Linked DNA regions of Homo sapiens: region 2 is linked to region 1. Evidence: read pairs that join two places in POLR2A ChIA-PET (ENCODE). Cell type or tissue: K562. All regions are shown on one strand.

Region 1 (5,000 bases):
GAAATGGTGTCACGACTCTTCACATCACAGCCTTGTGCCGCAGTCACTCACATGTGCAGCCAGTGGGGGACATCTATTTCCCTGCATGCTCAGATGTGGGCACAAGCCCTTGAGCCCGATACTGAGAGCCTTTTTTCGGAAACACCCTAGTTTGTCAGTTTCTCCCTTGTCTCTTTCTATGGTTTCCTTTTCTAACAAAGAGCTAAACCTACGAGGTCATGACATAAATGCTAGTATTCTATACAATTTCATGATGAATTATTTTCTTTCCTTCTCTTTCTTTCTTTCCTTTCTTTCTCTCTCTCTCTCTTTCTTTCTTTCTGACAGAGTCTTGCACTGTCACCTAGGCTGTAGTACAGTGGTGCAATCTCAGCTCACTGCAACCTCCACCTCCCAGGTTCAAGCAATTCTCCTGCCTCAGCCTCCTGAGTAGCTGGGATGACAGGTGTGTGCCACCATGCCCGGCTAATTTTTTTGTATTTTTGGTAGAGACGGGATTTCACTATGTTGGCCAGGCTGGTCTCAAACTCCTGACCTCATGATCTGCCTACCTTGGCCTCTCAAAGTGCTGGGATTACAGGCGTGAGCCACCATGCCCGGCCTTCTTCATTTCTTTCTAATGAATATTATACAAGGAACGTTTTTGTTTTCATTCTAGTTTTCCTTAATGAATCTTAGTGGGAAATTCATGTTTCTGGGAAATTTTGACAACATAAAGACTTACATATCTCTGGTTGGGGTATGCCCAGCACCATCTGGCCATTCAAGACTGTACTAAAGTATGGGCCTCATTACTCTCGATCTTGTCAGACCACTTGGCTATTCGGGAATTATTTCATCAAGCTGAAGATATTCCCTAAAAGATCCCAGTGAAGCCTGTTCCCTACAATTGACAATGTTTTATATTTTAAAAATACATAAATTAATAACGTTCCAGAAACATTACTTGCTCTTTTTTCAGCATTAGCATAACTAGAAGAAAATGATTTTATAAATTTCCAACATAAAATGAATGTCTCTGCGATCATCTGTAAGATTTCATCTCCACCGGAAGTAAGATCATGACAACCAAAAGTCGCTTTGACGAAACAAATCTAGGACATGTGTGTCATTGTGACTCAACATTTCCCTTACCATTTGGCGGAACCTAGTGTTTTTCTACTATAGGTTCAGCCATCTCTCTATCAAGCCATGACCTCCGTCTTATTTAGACATGATTCCTTATTTGCCAAAGAATAACAAATTGTATTTTTCTTACAAGCCTATCATTTTCATTGTCTTAGTCATTACAGGTTTTAAGTTGTTTCAGTCTGACTAAACAACACTAAATGGTAGATAAACCTAGGAAGATATTTCCGAATATGATGCTTCTCTGAGCAAGAGCACAAATACCAAATTATTTGGCCTTCTCTTTAAAATCTGAGAGGTTTTACATGAACTATGTCTAACCATAATTGAGTTTTCAGTAAGAACCAAGTTTATCTTTAAAAAAAAAAAAAAGAAAAGAAAATACACACAGTCAGATTCACCCCAATTGGAATATAACGTCTCCCAGTGTTAAAATAACAATGACACCGTCACAGCGCACTAAAACTTGGGGCTGATGTAGACACTTAGGGGTAGGCAGACACCCCCCAACAGTCAAAGGTGCCATCTCCTCCATGCAACAGGCACAGGAGTCATTTTCTAGATTCCTTTTTTGAGCTTTTAAAATTTATAAACCTCACATTTTCATCCCAAAATAGCACATTTCAATCATTGTAAGAGTTTACAAGACTGCACACGCCACAGAGTTTAATTTTTCTTGGTACCAAACTTAACAGAACTCATATTAAAGGGTTCAGCGACCCCAAATCCTTCTTCTTTGCCTCCTTTCTCACAATATTATACATTCTATGCCTTAAAATGAATATAATGACTTGCATGGACCACAGGGCTTACAGAGAAGATGGCTGGGGAACAAGACTCCTGAGTCTTACCTTGAACTGAGGATTCCAGAACCAGGATGAGGGCAAGAGCCAGGACAAGCCGACTGCATTTGAGTAGCTTCTGCATCATGACCAACTTAGTCTAGCTCTCCCAGCTGCACGCCAACTTCTTGATTAGGAAATGTAGCAGGGTGCTCTCTGTCCCTTTTAGAAAATGTTCCAAAACCTCAAACCCTGCCCAGAACACACGTCACAATTTCCTGAACAAATAGAAAGACATCCACATCAAAACCCAGAAAGAAAGGGGGTGGGGGGAACACAGTAAAATAACTATTCATACCCATTATGAAACTGTACTGGACTCCCCCCAGGCCTGCTTTTTCAAAAGTTTTGTTGTTTGCCACTTGCCTGCAAGACATTTTTTTTTCCCACCGAAACAGTAGAATCAGCATTTGGGACAGTTTGTTTTTCCTTTCTTCAGGTAACAATCTAAACACTAGATTGCTAATATTAAGAATCTGCTGCATTTTTTATGAGATAAGGGATCTAGGTGCTGCCTTTTCGTCACCAAGCACTTTCAACATAAAACATTCTCTTCATTTTCTTTTTCACCGGGGAGTAACATACCTCACTGAGCCAAGCTCGTGAAGTGAAACTTCAAAGCTGAGCTCTAACCTTCAAGAATGAGTTGTCGGATTTCAGATGAACAGTTTCTTCTTCTTCTTTTTCTTCTTTTTTTTTTTTTTTTTTTTTTTTTTGAGATGGAGTCTCACTCTGTCACCCAGGCTGGAGAGCAGTGGCGCGATCTCAGCTCACTGCAACCTCCATCTCCAGGGTTCAAGCAATTCTCCTGCCTCAGCCTCCTGAGTAGCTGGGATTACAGGCGTACACCACTGCGCTGGACTAATTTTGTATTTTTAGTAGAGACGACGTGTCACCATGTTGGCCAGGCTGGCCTCAAACTCCCAACCTCAGGCCATCCGCCTGCCTCAGCCTCCCAAAGTGCTGGGATTACAGGCGTGAGCCACCGTGCCCAGCAAACAGTTTCTTCTTAAACTCAGTTTCTTGCATTGGATCATTGGCTCTCTCTCTATCTCAAGAACATAGGATTTTCAGTTACAAAGACTGTGGTAAAACAGAAAAACTATTTTGCATTCCCCTCTCCTTCACATTGAGCATTTCTTAAGATGGATTCCATTTCTATTTTTATCTGTTCTCCTAGTCAAAATTTTCAACTCGAGTTTTGGGTCCTCTGGCCTTGAATAAGCCAGAAATCAGGAACGAGGGAGAGGTTGTCCTCACAGTGAGCTGCTGGACCTCAGCAAACAACACAAACCTCTGCCTCATGTAAATAAAGGAACAGCATTTTCCCTGGGCATGGTGCAGATTTCTGGAGGACTAAGGCTCCATATTAAAGTTATACAATAAAGGCCAGGTGCTGTGGTCCACACCTGTAATCCCAGCACTTTGGGAGGCTGAGGTGGGTGGATCACAAGGTCAGGAGATCGAGACCATCCTGGCTAACACCGTGAAACCCCGTCTCCACTAAAAATACAAAAAATTAGCCGGGCGTGGTGGCGAGTGCCTGTAGTCCCAGCTACTCGGGAGGCTGGGGTAGGAGAATCGCTTGAACCCGGGAGGCAGAGGTTGCAGTGAGCCAAGATCGTGCCATTGCACTCCAGCCTGGGTGACAGAGAGAGACTCTATTTCAAAAAACTAAAAATAATAAAATAAAATAAAATAAAGTTATACAATAAATACAAGCCTATCATACATCCTTGCCCTTGTGGCATATACATTTTCCTTACTTCCTTTCAAGATTCAACCACTCTCCATTTCAACATGTCTATCCCTACCGCTCCCCCAGACGGCTTAATGCACGTGCCCCACTTTCCATTCTCATCCTCGCCCTTGCCTGGCCTTTGATAGGAGGGAGGAGTTTCCCTTCCCTTGTTTTAGGCTTCCTGCTGATTCCTTTACCATTTCCTGCTAAGGACAGAGTCTCACAGTCTAATAGCCGTGGTGCAAGAACACAAAGAGTGTACATTTTGGCCCTCCTCAGAAGCCCCTCACATCAGCCAGAAGTGTGTCCTCCAACTCAGGGGCGTCTCCAAGCACAGTAACCAACCCCAAAATGCACTGGCCCGGAAAGTTTTCCACTGAGAAATGTCGGTTTCTGTTTGAAATATCAGATGTCATCTTTGGTCCTTTTAAATCTAACTCCCAATTGAAAACCCTGGCACCAAAACAATAGTTCCTATCAATAGCTTCGATGAGTTTCCTGCAAATCCCCAGAGCTGATTAGGGCTGTGTTTTAAAATGGTAATTTTAGGGGCTTTTTCCATTTGGGAACTTCATTTTTTTTCTTTCTTTCTCTGGGTCATGGTGTTGTTGTTGTTTTTTACCTCTCTCTCTCTGTCGCCCAGGGTGTACCTCCACCTCCTGGGTTCAAGCAAACGCATTTGACTAATTTTTTTTCTTTCTTTCTTTTCTTTTCTTTTCTTTTCTTTTTTTTAGTACAGATGGGGTTTTTGTCATGTTGGCCAAGCTGCCCTCGAACTCCTGACCTCAAGTGATCCACCTGTCTCGGCCTCCCAAAGTGCTGGGATTACAGACGTAAGCCACAACGCCCAGCTCATGGTGACTTTTAAAGCACAGGTGCAGTATTCATAAGCATTTGCTCTTCTCCCACTACGCTGATAATCAAGTCTCTTTTTCTAAGAAGTCCTCCAGTCTCATTTAGCCCTCTTCAAGCTGTAGGGGAGCAGGACACATGCTGCAGCAGCTGGAAGTCCTGGGTCCAAGCCCATGCCCTTCACTTACCAGCTGAGCCACGCTGGGCCACTCACTTTTTATGCGTCCTTTGTTCCAGATGTAATGATGGTGTGGGAAGCCAATGACAGGATGTCCTCAAGAGCACATGGCACACGTGGTGAGGGAGGCATTGGCAACAGTCCTCAGGGCTGGGCATGATCTTACCAAAAGATTCCGCCATTAACCCAATAGGACCCACATCTTTCCCTAAAAGTCAATCTACGATATGCATGTTTTCCACAATTTTAAAAGACAAAC
Region 2 (5,000 bases), 380 kb before region 1:
ATATTTATTAGCCCATTTAGAAATAACAAGAGATAGCTGGGAGCAGTGGTTCATGCCTGTAATCCCAGCACTTTGGGAAGTGGAAGTTGAAGGTTCACTTGAGTCCAGAAGTTTGAGACCAACCTGGGCAACACAGGGAGCCCTCATCCCTACAAAAAGTAAGAAGAATTAGCCAGGTGTGGTGGCACGGCTCTGTGATCCCAGCTACTTGGGAGGCTGAGGTGGGAGGATGGCCTGAGCTCAGATCAAGACTGCAGTGAGCCGAGATTGCAATACTGCACTCCAGCCTGGGTACCAGAGTCGAAAGAGAAGGGGAGGGGAGGGGAGGGAAGAGGGGAGGGAGAGAAGGTGGGGAGAAGGGGAGAGTGAGAGAGAAAGAAAGAAAGAAAGATTGATTTATATGTTAAATAGCATTTTTCATTTAAAAAATTCCCCCAAAAGACACAAAAACTGAGTGGGCAGAGTGGCGTGGGCTCTGCATGTTTGTAAATGTTAACGTCTGGCTGCCAAGAAAGCAGCTGGATTCTCAGATCTGCTCCTCATTGGCTCCACTGCCACATCGAGTGTTCAGGTGCCTCTGGAATACTCCATCACATGCTCCCAAGAGAGTGGCAGTGGGAGTCTTACTATTACTATGAAAGTGGTTCTAGATACAAGAGCCCCTGAAAGGGGAACCCAGAGGTCCCTAGACCCACTTTGGGAGCTACTATTTTAAGAACTGGGTGTGCAACGAGAGCAATGAAAGAAAACCACAAAAATCCCAGCTTTGGTGGAGCTCACATTCTACTTGCGCAGAGGCAAATAAGTAAGAAAAACATATACTGTGCTATGGTTATAAGTGCTACTAAGAAAAATAAAACGGGGAGGAAGGCTAGGGAAGCTGGGGAAAGGGGCCGTCAGTGTGGCCAGGGAGGGTGACATGTGAGCAAAGACTTGGAGTAGAGGAGGGACCAAGCCACACGGATACATGAATAAGCATCCAAGCAGGCACCATGGCCTTGGGATGTGCCTGTGTTTTCAAGAAACAGCAAGGGGGACGGGGCTGCTGGAGAGGGAGCATGTAGGAGATGAGGCAGTGGGCTGATCAGGAGGGGACTCTGAGGCCACTGAGAAGACTTGACTTTTGCTCTGAGTGGATGGGAGGCACTGAAAGTTTGCAGAGAAGTGCTCTGTTCCAACTGTGATCTTTTTTTATTTTAAATAATTGAGATGGGGTCTTGCTATGTTGCCCAGGCTGGTCTCGGACTCCTGGGCTTGAGCAATCCTCCTGCCTTAGCCTCCCAAGTAGCACTTGCCACCATGCCTGGCTGTGATCTTTAAAAGAGTTGCTTGGACTGCTATGCCAAGAGACTGGGAGATGCAGGTGGGAGGGGCTGGTCAGGGAGCTACTGTGGTGACCAATGTGAGGTGACAGTGGCCTGGACCACAGTGGGCATGTGAAGGTGTCTAGAAGCAGGCAGTGTATTTTGAGGCTGGAATAGGGAAATAATTGAAATAATTTAAGCAGGGGAGTCTCACATTCAGATTAACTTTTAAAAGTTCTTTCACCAGGGTGTTTCACATCAGCCTATGTGTTCATCATCATGGGGAAAGGTGCCTTTGCAATGGAGAGGACTGGTCAAGTTCAGCCTGGCCAACCATGGTGTGGCCAGATAGCACACACCCCCTAATGTGATATTCCATACCTCCCGCTGCACACCCTGTGAAATGCTCCTGCAGGAAATGTGTGGCCTGAACCTAATCATGAGGAAGCTGTGAAGCTATGAAGCAACTCAGACATCCTACAGATCAAGTGGCCTGGAGGCTTCAAAGGACTCAAAAGAAGTAAGGATAGTCTAGCCTGGGGGAGATTAAAGAGACATAGAGCCAGAAGTAATGTACAAACCTTGGGTGGATCCTGAATTGGGTAAAATATCACCACAAAGAACATTTGGGGAATGAGGTGCTTTCCAATACCATCAGACAGTTCTTTGATTCTCTTGAGAGACCAGCTGGGTGTCGTACAATTTAATTCAACTCTGACACATTTACCTGGAGTTAGCATCAGATCCCACAGGTTAATGTGCTCAAGCCCACGAGATTAGGCTGGGCATGGTGGCTTATGCTTGTAATCCTAGCACTCTGGGAGGCCAAAGTGGACAGATTGCTTGAGCCCAGGAGTTTGAGACCAGCCTAGGCAACATGGCAAAATCTCATCTCTACAAAAAAATGCAAAAATTAGCTGGACGTGGTGGTGTCCACCTGTTGTCCCAGCTATTTAAAAAAATATTATTATTAAAAGTAATGGCAAAAACTGCAATTACTTTTGCACCAACCTAATACGTGGGAGGCTAAGGTGGGAGGATTTCTTGAGCCTGGGAGGTGGAGGTTTGCTTGAGCCTGGGAGGTAGAGGTTGCAGTGAGCCAAGATCAAGCCACTGCACTCCGGCCAACCTGGGTGACAGAGTAAGACTCTGTCTCAAAAGAGCCTACAAGATTGCCTGACCTTCAGATGCCAATCACAAGTCCAGGACTCAAAGTCTGGCTATAAGTCAGGGGTTCCCACAACCCCTTCTCCAAGTTTGATAATTTGCGCGAATGGCTCACAGAACTCAGGGTTACTTATATTAACCAGTGTATTACAAAGAATACAACTCAGGAACAGCCAGAGGGAGGAGATGCACTGGGCAAGGTGGGGAGGGAGCTCCCAGGCCCTCTCTGAGCCCACGCTCACCCCTTAACACCTCAGTGAGTTCCCAAACCCAGAAGCTCATCAAATCTCATTGTTCAAGAGTTTTTCTCTTCTACTGGTTGAGAGCTGGAAAAAAAAAAAAAGTTTTACATAGAGCTCAATCTCCAAGCCCCAACCCCCACCCCCACCCTCACCCTTTCTGTCCAGCCCTCTAATTATTTGGTGTTTCTGGTGATTCGCCCCATCCTAAGGCCGTCTAGGGCCTTACCCTAAGTCATCGCATCAGCGTAAACTCAGGTGTGACTAAACGGGCTCATTATTAATAACAAAAAGCATTCCTATCAGGAAATTCCAAGGGTTTTAAGAGCTCTGTGCCAGGAACTGGGGACAAAGAACAAACATATTTCTTACAACACAGGAATGTCATAAGAAATGTGGCCTGTATATAGGACTGAAAAGTTTGATTTCATGGTGATTTTTTTTTTTTAATCAGATGGACAGCAGTGGTGTGAGGAAGAATGCCCTTTCTGGGAAGGCGAATGCTGGGGTATTTAGAGGAGTGGGGTCACAACGACTGCAGCCTCCTTGTAGCTGGGTTGGCAAAAAAAGAAGTGGTGTATTTAGAGAGAGCTCTTAAGACAAGATGTTCACAACTGATAACTCAGAAGCAGGCAGATGTTCTTTGAATTCCTCCTTCCATTTTTCTGTGCGTTTAACTTTTTCAAAAAAAAAAAAAAGTCCATTTCCTCTATCGCAGCTTGATACAGAAAGTATTGATTAGGGGATACTCCAGCCACCTGATAATGCTCCCCATCTGGTATGAGAGAAGGGAGCTCTCTCGGCCCTACCCCAGCCTACCCCAAGCATCAGAACCAAGGAACAAAGAGCCACTGCCCTACACATCAGTGCACTGACTTGCCAAGAGCCATGACCCGGCCACACCAGGGCACACCGGGTCTCCCCAGGCAGGCTGTGGGCAGCCAGCTGGGGGTCTTTCAGTTCTTTAGAGCATCTTTCCCCAGTGCCTGACACAGGGCCCAGTGTGTGCACCTGGTGATTAAGGGTGGGGACTCAGGGAGTCTTGGGTCTGGCTTCCAGACACCGATCAGCTCTCCTAATGAGAACGTGGGGGAGGGGGGCGGGGGCTGGAGTCTCATGGGTGGGGACAGTTTTCCAGGCAAGCCTTTCCTAATTGGCTTTCTGAATTTCCCTTAAACAACAAAAGGAACCAGCTGGCCCCGGTAGGTCTTGGATCAGGTACAACGTAGGCAAGTAACACACGACAGTCCCCATCAGGACCCCAGATGCTATAACATTCAGGGCCTCAGAGGTCACCCCTCAAGTTTCAGATGCACTGGGACATTTTTTATGAAAAAGAAACCCAACGCAATGTATAAACTGTGATGCTGGGTCCTGATTTTTTTAAAGACACTATGAGAGATGTTTTAGGGACAATTAGATATGTTTTTGCATAAACTTAGTATTTTCTTAGGCATGATAATGGTGTTGTGGCTATAACTATATCCAAGAACATTCTTTCACCTTTTCTACAGCAACCAAGTTCTGTTTTCCAAGAAGAGGTGTGTGTGTGTGTGTGTGTGTGTGTGTGTGTGTGTGTTGTTTTGTTTTGTTTTGTTTAGAGGAGACAAGGTCTCACCCTATTGCCCAGGCTGGACTACAGTGGTGTGATCATAGCTCACTGCAGCCTCAACCTCTTGGGCTCAAGCGATCCTCCTGCCTCAGCCTCCCAAGTAGCTGGGACTGCAGGCACATGCCACCACACCTGGCTAAAGGAAGAGGTTTGTTTACTACAGGTTTGCGTCTTCCTTTGCCTAAAGCTTCAGACCAGATTCAGTGCCATCAGGAAAGTCTCAGTGGCCCCAGGCAAGGGTCAGCTCACCAGAGGCCTGGGTCTGGTGGCCTGTTCTGGCCTGGAATTAATGCCCAAACCAGATGTTTCACTAACTGCTACTTGGAGCTAAATACAGGCTGTAATGGGAACCTACCTATTACACATCCAAGTGCACCTATTAGGAAACAGGGTGCCGAGGGCTTTAGAACATGCCCCTCACTGCATGGGGAAGAGGCCTGGGGGAAGGGAGAAGGAGGGTCTCTTGTCACCTTAAATCCTTTTCTCCTCTGCTTTAAGAAAATCAGGACAAGAGAAGATGCATGCGACAAGCCAACATGACCATGAAACCCTGTGCAGAAAGTGGCAGCCGGGAAAGGAGGTAAAGGTCAGGAACGGGCTCCCAGAGGGCTGGCGCTGATGCGACCCAGCAAAGAGCCCAGGCCAGCTGCAGGCGCTGGGCCACTTACGAGCTGCACA

What was found. ChIA-PET counts read pairs that join two places held together with the same protein. Peaks named below come from ENCODE experiments on the same cell type or tissue, not always from the same donor. Only the 100,000 strongest peaks of a DNase experiment are listed, where the experiment ranks them.
Region 2: POLR2A ChIA-PET joins it to region 1 with 6 read pairs; 2 of 35 experiments call an interaction of 5 or more read pairs at or near these places.

What each region holds. Positions count from the first base shown.
Region 1 is chr10:69,085,216-69,090,215 of GRCh38, reverse strand. SRGN (serglycin) reads right to left here and starts at 2,113. Exons shown (of 3, transcript NM_002727.4): 1 at 1,980-2,113. The coding sequence starts at 2,058. RefSeq lists a silencer at 1-84 and enhancers at 783-1,982, 3,630-3,799. In K562, a CTCF peak has its summit at 1,160; DNase peaks (open chromatin) are centred at 1,125, 1,615, 2,195, 3,855 and 1 weaker place; H3K4me3 peaks cover 2,113 bases.
Region 2 is chr10:69,466,927-69,471,926 of GRCh38, reverse strand. The region is part of intron 1 of TSPAN15 (tetraspanin 15); the gene reads right to left. Among named protein-coding and RNA genes, the nearest start is that of TSPAN15, 18 kb to the right of the region's middle. In K562, no CTCF peak of the experiment used is centred here; no DNase peak of the experiment used is centred here; H3K27me3 peaks cover 1,431 bases.